Regions from separate parts of the Homo sapiens genome. Here region 1 is linked to region 2. The links are chromatin loops, found by intact Hi-C in ENCODE. Cell type or tissue: heart right ventricle. All regions are shown on one strand.

Region 1 (5,000 bases), 130 kb before region 2:
TGGTTGATTTTTCTCCAGCAGTGAGTGATCAGACTATCTGAAGAAACTATTTAATACTCTCAAGAACCTTATGAGTTATGTATTGTTACTGTTACTCTCCTTGTTTGTAAGATGAACAGCTTGGGTTTAAATTCTGCCCAGGCTGTTATCTGCTGCTTTGTAGATATCTGTTTGGTAGAGATATCTGAAGGACAGTTGGTTGAGGGAATTAATGATATTGAGTATTGTAGCTCTACTGAAGAACTATGGAGTCCTCCTGGATTATGAGCTGGAAGCCTGTAAGGAGGTGATCCAGTTGGGAGAAAATGAGGAGCATGAAATGCTAGAAGTCAGTGTGAAGCTGTAGAGCAAATGAAGAGCAAATAATACTAGCTTCTATTTGTGGAGTACCTCCTATGTGCTAGACACTTTAATACCTAATTCTGATCCTAACACTAACTCAACAATTTTGTTATTTACCTTATATTATTTCCTTTGTTCTCCTTCAGATGAAGAAACTGAGGATTAGAAAGGTTAAATAACATATTCAGACACACCCTGTCAAGTGATGGAACCAGGATTCAAAGCCCATTCTTTCTTGTCCAAACCATGTTCGTTTCAAGTCAGAGGATAAGATAGAAAATACAGTAATTGGGCCTGGCATAGTGGGTCATACCTGTAGTCCCAGCACTTTGGGAGGCCAAGGTGGGTTGAGGTCAGGACATTAAGATCAGCCTGGGCAAAATGGTGAAACCCCGTCGCTTACAAAAAAAAAAAAAAAATACAAAAAATTAGCTAGGCATGGTGGTGCACACCTGTAGTCCCACCTACTCAGGAGGCTGAGGTGGGAGGATCACTTGAGCCTGGGAGGTTCAATCTGCAGTGAACTGTGATTGTGCCACTGCACTCCAGCCTGGGTGACAGAGCAAGACCCTGTCTCAAAAAAAAAAAAAAAAAAAAGAAGGAAAGAAGGAAGGAAAGACAGAAGGAAAGGAAGGAAAGAGAAAGAAGGAAGGAAGGAAAGAAAGAAAAGAAAGAAAATGCAGGCTGGGTGTGGTGGCTTATTCCTGTAATCCCAGTACTATGGGAGGCTGAAGTGGGAAGATCGTCTGAGCCCAGGAGTTTAAGACCAGCCTAGGCGACATAGGGAGGCCTCATCTCTAAAAACTATAATAAATTAGCCGGGTGTGGTGGCATGTGCCTGTGGGCCTAGCTACTTAGGAGGCTGAGGTCAGAGGATCACTTGAGCCTGGATGGTAGAGGCTGTAGTGAGCCATGATTGCACCACTGCACCCCAGTCTGGGCAACAGAGTAAGACCCTGTCTCAAAGAAACAAACAGAAAAACTGCTGCTATATACTCTTCACCTGGGTTCCTCTAATGTTAACATCCTACATAACCATGGTGCATTTATCAAGCTAAGAAATTAGTATTGGTACGATGCTTCAACCAAGCTTCAAACTGCTTTAATATTTTACCAGTTTTTCTAGTATTCTTTTTCCATTCTGTTATCCAAACCTTGATATTGCATTGCTTTAGTTGTCTTCTTTGTCTCTCCCAATGTGTGGCAGTTTCTTGGTCTTTTCTTATCTTTTATAACCTTGACACAAGTATTTTGTAGAATGTTCTTCAGTTTAGGTTTGTCTGATGTTTTCTCATGATTAGATTGGGGTTATGGATTTTGGGGGAGAGTACTGCAAAGGTGAAGTGCCCCTATTATTTCATACAGGAGGTGCATGATATCAAATAATTTATCACTTGTGAGCACTCTGTTACGGTGGTTTCTGCTAGGTTTGTCCACTGTAAAGTTACTATTTTTCCTTTCCCATAGTCCGTGCACTAGAAACAGGTTGCTAAGTGTAGCCCACACTTAAAGGGATGGAAATTAAACTCCACTTCCTGGAGGGAGAAGTATAAAAGAATTTGTGGACATATATTAAAACCACCACAGTAATTGGTAAATATTTTGAGAGAGCTACTTTGAGGCTTTGCCAGTATCCTGTTTCTGCCCACTAATTTTAGCATTCATTAGTGGATCTTGCCTGCAGCAATTATTGCTGTGGCTTCTGAAGGTACTTTTTTAAATTTTCCTCATTCTTTCTACATTTATTAATTAGAATTCTTCTATAAGGAAGGTTTTCCCTTCTATCTAATCATTTATCTCAGTTCAAATTCATAGATATTTATTTTATTCTTAGTGTTAGAATTAAATGCTATCATTATTTTGTTGCTCAAATTATTCCAGTTTTGGCCCTTGGGATCTCTTTTAGGTCTACTTCTGTGTCTTTTTGGCATATTTCTATCCTTTTTTTATGCGTATGTACATGCACACTTCTTTATTCTCTGACACTACCACATGCTTCAGGTTCATCTTGTTTTTTTTTCCTACCTCAGCCCTAGAATCAATTATTTCTCTAAGGAACCTTGGTTCCTTTCATTGGAGGATGATATTTTGAAGCCAAGATCTGGATGCTAAGTGTGCTCATTGCTGTGGAGTATCATTGCTCCTAGACTTTCTCAGTGGAAAGAACTAGGAAATGCATGTATGTATACTAATCCACGTATCCATGTACAATTATGTAAAAATCTGTATTTCTGTATATAAAAATATAAATATACTGATTGTCTGTGACTCTAACTGGATATGTTTTGATACAGATAGATTTACTGATGGATTGGTTGTAGAATGTGAAAAGAAAAGAGTAATGGATCACTCCAAGGTTTTTGACTTGAGCAACTGGAAGGATAGAGTTGTCATTAATAGAAATGAGGAAGACTTGAGGACGGTGCAGAGCAGGTTTTTGGGGAGAGTTTAGGAGTTCTGTTCTAGACTGGTTAAGTTTTTGAGATGTCTAATAGACATGCTAAGTAATAGAGATATTAAGTCAGCAGTTGAACATGGGAATCTAGAGTTCAGAGAAGAATGGTCCAGGTTACATTTGGGACTTGTCAGTATAGATTAGATCACCTGAGGAGTGAGGGTAGCTAGAGAAGAGAAGAAATTTAAGGACTGGCCCATGGGGCATTCCAGTCAGAGAGATAAGGAGGAGCAGTTCCACATAATGATAAGGGCTGAGGTGTGGTTATAGGGTGGATTTCATATCATTAATAAACACTTAATACCTATTATTTGCAAGATACCAAGTTATGTTTGGGGTTAACATCACTCCCTCCATAAATTTATAAGACAAATTACAGACTTAAAAAGAGAATAGCAGTAGAAGGCCACATACCTGATAAAGATATAAAGTACTAGGGGCTGGGTGTGGTGGCTCATGCCTGTAATCTCAGCTCTTTTGGAGGATGAGGCGGGAGGATCACTTGAGGCCAGGAATTTGAGACCAGCCTGGGTAGTGAGACCCACCCCCAACCCCCATCTTTACAAAAAGTAAAAAAGTATTAGCTGGGTGTGCTGGCCCATGCCTGTTTTAGCTACTTAAGTGGCTGAGGCAGGAGGATTACTTGAGTCCAGAAGTTCAAGGCTGCAGTGAGCTATGATCGCACCACTGCTCTCTAGCCTAGGTGACATCGCAAGACTGTATTTAAAAAAAAAGGTATGAAGTACTAATGAAGCTTATTAGAGAATGTGGACATGAGAAACTATGAACTCAAATATGTGTCAGCTATATTTAAACACCGATGTAAGCATGTGTGCGTCAAGAAACTTGTCAAGGCTTTATGTACACACTAGTAATTATCAACCAGTAGAAGTTTCTCCATATGTTAACATTAGTTTCGGAGGTTGTTTCTGTTCTTACTTCCTTTCCATTATTAGGTCTTGGGTTGTTAATTGTGCCTGTAGTCATTGGCTATCAATTAAGCCACTCAGTGAACTGATGAGGAGTGTTTCTGCTGCCCTCGACTTTTTAATTTTTGGCTCTCTGCTACCTTTTCACAATCAATAGGATTTAACTTCAGACTGCATACAATCAAATGTTTCCATTTACAAGCAGGGTTGTAAATCAAGCAGGGTTGGCCTTACCATCTGCCGTGAATTTGCCCCACCTTTTTTTTTTTTTAACTATTTCTTTCACATGTGGTCTTAGACATTCACATTTATCATCTGGTTATTAAAGTCAAACCCAAAATAACAATTTTAGAATTTTAAAAATAATTACAACATGTAGCCTGGTAAACCAAAGTTTTAGTAAAACATTTTAATTTCAACCCCTTTGCATTAAAAATAGGTAGGCTTTCATTGCCAGCTGATAAGAGGTGGTAGTATGGCATGAGGCAGGCAAATAGCACCTATCTAGTAATTATTTAAGTGTCAGTCACTCTTCAGGAACTACAAGAAAAATAACAGGTGTATCTACTTTGTAGGATAGGGGGCAGGTAATTGCAGGATTCCATTCTTATTTCTACCTCCGAATAGTCGACAAAGCTATTATCCAGGTTTATGGACCAGTGTGTTGTATTTATTAGTTGTGAGAAATCTGAGCATATTTATATGCTGAGTGGAAAGAGCCAATGCATTGAGTGCAAAGACTGTATCTTATTAGCACAGTTCCTAACAAGTAGTGGATATTCAAATATTTGTTGAATGAAAGATTTCAATAAGGTACTTTACCCTTATAAAATTTAAGACATGAAGATTTATTTAGCTTGTTCAAGAAAGCTGAAGATATTAAAAATTTTCATTGTTTAAGTCAGAGTTAGTGTAAAACAAAATAAATCTGTAAGGTAACATCCTCATTTTAGGCCAAGCCAAACAAATCATACCACTTTGTAAAAACATGATCACAGACGGGTGCGATGGCTCACACCTGTAATCCCAGCATTTTGGGAGGCCAAGGCAGGCAGATCACCTGAGGTCGAGAGTTCGAGACCAGCCTGACCCACATGGAGAAAGCCCATCTGTACTAAAAATACAAAATTAGCTGGGCGTGGTGGCGCATGCCTGTAATCCCGGGAGGCTGAGGTAGGAGAATCACTTGGGAGGCTGAGGAGCTACTCAGGAGGCTGAGGCAGGAGAATAACTTGAACCTGGGAGGCAGAGGTTCCAGTGAGCCGAGATCATGG
Region 2 (5,000 bases):
AAAAAGTAATTTAGGTTACATGATCCTATGGTGAAGAGAGATTTTAAATTCACAGAATAGTGAACAGCAACATATGATAGAAAGGACTTTGAGGTGGGGCTCAGATCTGGGTTCTTTCAATTCCCAGCTTTCCTACTGACTCATGTGCTCTACAAGTATCTTAACCTGTTTTCATACATTTTGTAAGGTGAGAAGATTGACTTCATTGTTCCATAAGTCCCTTACAGTAATACAGTTATCCTATCAGTAGATTTTTAAAATGTGCTTCACATGTGAATAGCTAAGAATTTTTGGTTGCGAGATAAGTCTTTAGAGATCACTTCATTGAATCCTGCCATGTGAAGATGGTGAGACTGAGACCTTCGCATTTGTATGGCACTGTAAACATTTCAAAGCTCTTTGCTCTTTACATACATTAATCTCATGTGAGCCTCATCACCATACTCTTGTGGGTTAAATATCATTCTCTTCATTGTTTACATGACCAGATTGAATTGGTCATATAGCTGGGCTAGACTAAGTGACTCTGTGACTCTCAACCAAGTTTATCATGTTTTCTTGCTTTAGTGAGACTAATTACATCCTTCAATGAAGTACCATTTTGTGAGAAAGTGAGAATTCAATGATTTATGAAAAAATCCAAGAAGGAGAAACAAACATTTTCTAATATGAAAGTAGTAATGACTACAGCTATATAAATAACAGTAACAAAGAGGTAAGGAAGTGGCAAGTAATAAGGTCTATGAGTTGATTTAATTTTGGTTTTCATTTATTCCTGGATTAAGAATAAGCATAATTGACTTTTAATATCCTTGTGTTTATCAACCACATACGTTATCCTGACTAATGCAAAGAGAAATCATACTTTATAATAAAGTATTCATAAATTGTAGGTGAGCTAAGGAAAATTTCAGTTAATTTAAAAGGATACTTTGAAAATGAATAAATAAGCATGGGAAGCTAAGCTGTACGTAAAATTAATTATTTCATTGCCTTTATTGAAGTGGGTTTTCTTTTTTATTTCCACTTTGTAGTTGTAGAGCTACAACTGTGTAACTTTTTAGTATTTTTTTAATTGGAAAGAAAATAATTTTAAAACTAGTATGTGGGTATGAGCAGTTTTTCTTGTACAATTTTTTTTTCTAAATTGTCTTTCCTTTAAAAGAAACTGACTTTCTAGACCACATGGTATGATGGTGCTTTCTCTGCAGATATGAAAATTTGATCATTAATACAATCTCCAGTTGTTCTATATTAAAAAGTGTTTTTTAAGATGATTAACTGCATGTTTTCTGTAGAACTAATAAAAGAAAGGAGGATCTCCCAGATGGTTCTAATCAAATAAGGAAAACAGCAAAGGATGGAGTTGATATACAACAAAATTTGAAAGCAACATTTTGAGATTTGACTTATTTTAGAGAAGAAAAATGTATTATGTCCTTTCTGAAGTCTGTTTTTCTTAAGAGTCCATTATAAGATTCTCTTGCCCAGCTGCTGATGTTCTTTCCTGATGCCCTGCCCTACAGAGCTCCACCTCTTATTGCGTACCCATTTTCATGCCATCACAGATCCATGGAATTCAAAATGATATTTGATACAGACTTGAATAGAGCTAGTTTTTAATTCTCAGCTCTATGTATGACTTCAAAACATATGCAAAGGTTTTTTTTACAGCCACTTTTTAATGGTGCCTTAAAGGAAAAGATGAAGAGGACCCTTCATAGTAATTAATTTTTTGGTTTTTGTTTTGAGATAACTCAGGAGCTAGTTTCCTGGAAACTTCAAACTCCTAACACAGTTTCATTAAATTTTACCTATTATAATATGATTGTGTCTTGCTAACCCAGACTGTAGTCATTTTAAGGACTACTGTTAGTTTCTCATTGGCCCATTGTGATTTAGTGTTCATAAAAAAGTTATGACATTTAACTGAGGGTTTGGAATTTTTCAAGATGACTGGGCTTTTTCCTGTGATTTGTGAGTTTCTCTTGTTTGGCTTTAGGCTTAAAGAATTCCTGATCTAGAGTCAACTGCAAGCAAGCCAGGCTTCCAGGCTGGTGTCCCATTCTTATTAAAGCATTCCCTTTGTACACGTGGATGGCCTTGTGATTCAGAAGGCATGGTTTTAATACACAAAGCCTTTTAACTTTTTAAACTATTTCAATAAAGAAATTGCTGAAACAGTAAATTTTTTTTAATGAGTCATGTTGACAAATTCGTTAGCATTAAATTAAGTGTTTTTCCTAGCCATTGATTATTTAGTTTTAATGTAGATTTATTTCTATGTAGTCTGCTTTCTGTGCCAGGATATTTTCTAAAAATGAGATAAGTTCTTAGATGTATGGAAATTCGAGGAACTCTTTGATGTCATATTCAGTAAACCTCAGGATGGCAATAAGGGAAATATGGAGCTGTTGATTTGTGTGTATATGTATGTATGTGTATATTTGGGTGTGTGATCTAAACACACAGGAAATAAATTTGATTTATAGCTTCCTTCTTGACCAAGTTATTTTAAAGTTTAACATGGTGATAGAATTATATGGAAATATTGATTGGTTTTTTCTTTTGTAAGTGTATTGCTGCTTAGCAATTAAATGATTAGATATAGCTCAGGGCTTCGTTTTATTTCTTCATGCTGTATTTGAAAGAATTAAATGGGTTGATTCAGAGTTTTAAAAAATAGAAGTATAGGTAATAAAGGAGAATTACAGAATCTGTTGGCCTGCATTTGTAAGATCAGTCCACTTTGAGTTGCCCAGTTATTTGAATTTATCGGAGAAAAATAGTACCAAGTAAGTATAAATATTCAAGTAGTTATTGAATATTTCATTAGCTTATGTATGCCACGTTTATTTTTCTTAATTCTCAATGTGAGAAATTTGGATGATTTTCATAAATATTCAAAAATTATTCTCCTGTACAAAATTGAGAGTATTGTTGAAAGAGATAATAATTTGCTCTTGGGTCTTTTTATTTCTTTTATGAAAACCCATCTCCAAAAAAATTTAAATGAAAAGTTGCTAATTGCAATGAGGGTTTTCTAGGAAGTTATTAAATTTGATTCTTAAATTGTATGAACTTCCTCAATAGCTTTGCTTATTCTTATATATAAACAGAACATTTTAATATAAGATTTGGTAGTATAATACATTGCTAGTCTGCAGCTCTTCTATAGGAGAAATGAAGATCTTTGCAAAAGATTTGGGGACTCCAGATTTTCTATGTAGGGTTAAAAAAATTTTTTTGATTATATTGAATGAATTCAGTAACAATGGCTTACTTTCTTTTCTCCAGCAATATGAATACCATGTCTTATAAAAATTAATAACAATAGGCATCATTTGGCTGGCAGAAATGGCAGTTCACATACTTTTTTACAGCAAATATAGACATGGTCTGATATAATAAAGGAAATAGACTTTTTTTTTGAGATAGAGTCTTGCTCTGTTGCCCAGGCTGGAGTGCAATGGCGAATCTCGGCTCATTGCAGCCTTTGCTTCCTGGGTTCAAGCGATTCTCTGACCTCAGCCTCCTGGGATTACAGGTGAGTAGCTAGGATTACCGGTGTCACCCCACCTGGCTAATTTTTGTATTTTCAGTAGAGATGGGGTTTCACCATGTTGGCCAGGCTGGTCTCGAAACTCCTGACCTCAAGTGATCCACCTACCTCGGCCTCCCAAAGTGCTGGGATTACAGATGTGAGCCACCATGCCCAGCCAGGAAATAGAAATCTTGTACAGCTCTTATAGTCAGAAGCCTGATTATTCCAAAGATGAGAGTGCTATCTAATAATCATCTAAACAAAGCTACTAAGTAAGGTCAAATGTTTAGAGCTCATAAAAGATCACATAAAACCAATAAGAAGAATATTGCAAGCCAGCCCACACTGTCTGAAGGAAGTTTGTGGAGTCAACTTGAGTACATTAAAATATTTTGTGTTCCTTGTTAATTCTAAAATAATAAAAATTTAACAGAAACATGGAATAGGAATAGGTTTTAGAATAAGAAAAGGCTCAAAAAAAAAAAAAAAGGAAATCATTTGATTATCCCCTTACATTTTGCAAAGTGAAACTAAGGGTGTGAAGCTACATCCTCAAGTGTTATATAGGTGGTAACAGAACTAAGACTAGAATACACTTTATGTATCTATTAAATAATTGAAGATAGAATTTAAAAAGTTCTGATGGGAAATTATTTTATTTTGTTGTTAATTTTTAAGATTTACATACAGTAAAACTGACCTTTTTTTTGAGATGGAGTCTCACTCACTCTGTTGCCCAGGCTGGAGTGCAGTGGCATGATCTCAGCTCACTGCAGCCTCCGCCTCCCGTTTTCAAGCGATTCTTGTACCTCAGCCTCCTAAGTAGCTGGGATTATAGATGACTGCCTCCATGCCCAGCTAATTTTGTGTATTTACTAGAGACTGAGATTTCACCATGTTGGCCAGGCTGGCCTCGAACTCCTGACCTCAAGTGATCCTCCCACCTCAGCCTCCCAAAGTGCTAGGATTACAGGGATGAGCCACTATGCCCGGCCCAAAACTGACTTAACATAAGTTCTGTGAGCTTTAACACATGTTCGGATCCATACAACTACCACTACAAACAGGAAACAAACAGTCCCATCACCCTAGAAAACTTCTGGCTTTCCCTTTTTGGTCAAAATCTCTCCCTACATCTAACAATTACTGATCTGTACTTCATCACTATAGTTTTACCTGTTCCAGAATATTGTATAAATGGAATTTTTTTTCCTAGCTAAACTGTATCCAGCTTTATTAAAGATACCTTCCATAAATAATCATGGTATTTCAGGCAGGACATGGGCAGAAAATCATTAACAGCATACAACAACTTTCAAACTCCCTTCTTCAATGAACTACCAAAAATCAGAAAGCCACTATAAACCCAGTGAAGTCTTCATGTGATGCTCTGAACAGGGAAAGTTTAGAGTGAGGGTTGACATTTCACATTTAGAATGTTGTTTAACAACTTTTC

What was found. Peaks named below come from ENCODE experiments on the same cell type or tissue, not always from the same donor. Only the 100,000 strongest peaks of a DNase experiment are listed, where the experiment ranks them.
Region 1: it touches region 2 in a loop (4-fold over the local background); 3 of 110 quality-filtered maps call a loop at or near these places.

What each region holds. Positions count from the first base shown.
Region 1 is chr15:77,410,147-77,415,146 of GRCh38, reverse strand. The region is part of intron 1 of PEAK1 (pseudopodium enriched atypical kinase 1); the gene reads left to right. Among named protein-coding and RNA genes, the nearest start is that of PEAK1, 7.5 kb to the left of the region's middle. In heart right ventricle, no CTCF peak of the experiment used is centred here; no DNase peak of the experiment used is centred here; H3K27ac peaks cover 2,309 bases.
Region 2 is chr15:77,279,598-77,284,597 of GRCh38, reverse strand. It overlaps PEAK1 (pseudopodium enriched atypical kinase 1), which reads left to right. Exons shown (of 10, transcript NM_001385026.1): 5 at 568-715. It also overlaps the pseudogene LOC646853. Among named protein-coding and RNA genes, the nearest start is that of LINC00597, 57 kb to the right of the region's middle. RefSeq lists an enhancer at 1,785-2,383. In heart right ventricle, no CTCF peak of the experiment used is centred here; no DNase peak of the experiment used is centred here; H3K27ac peaks cover 1,509 bases.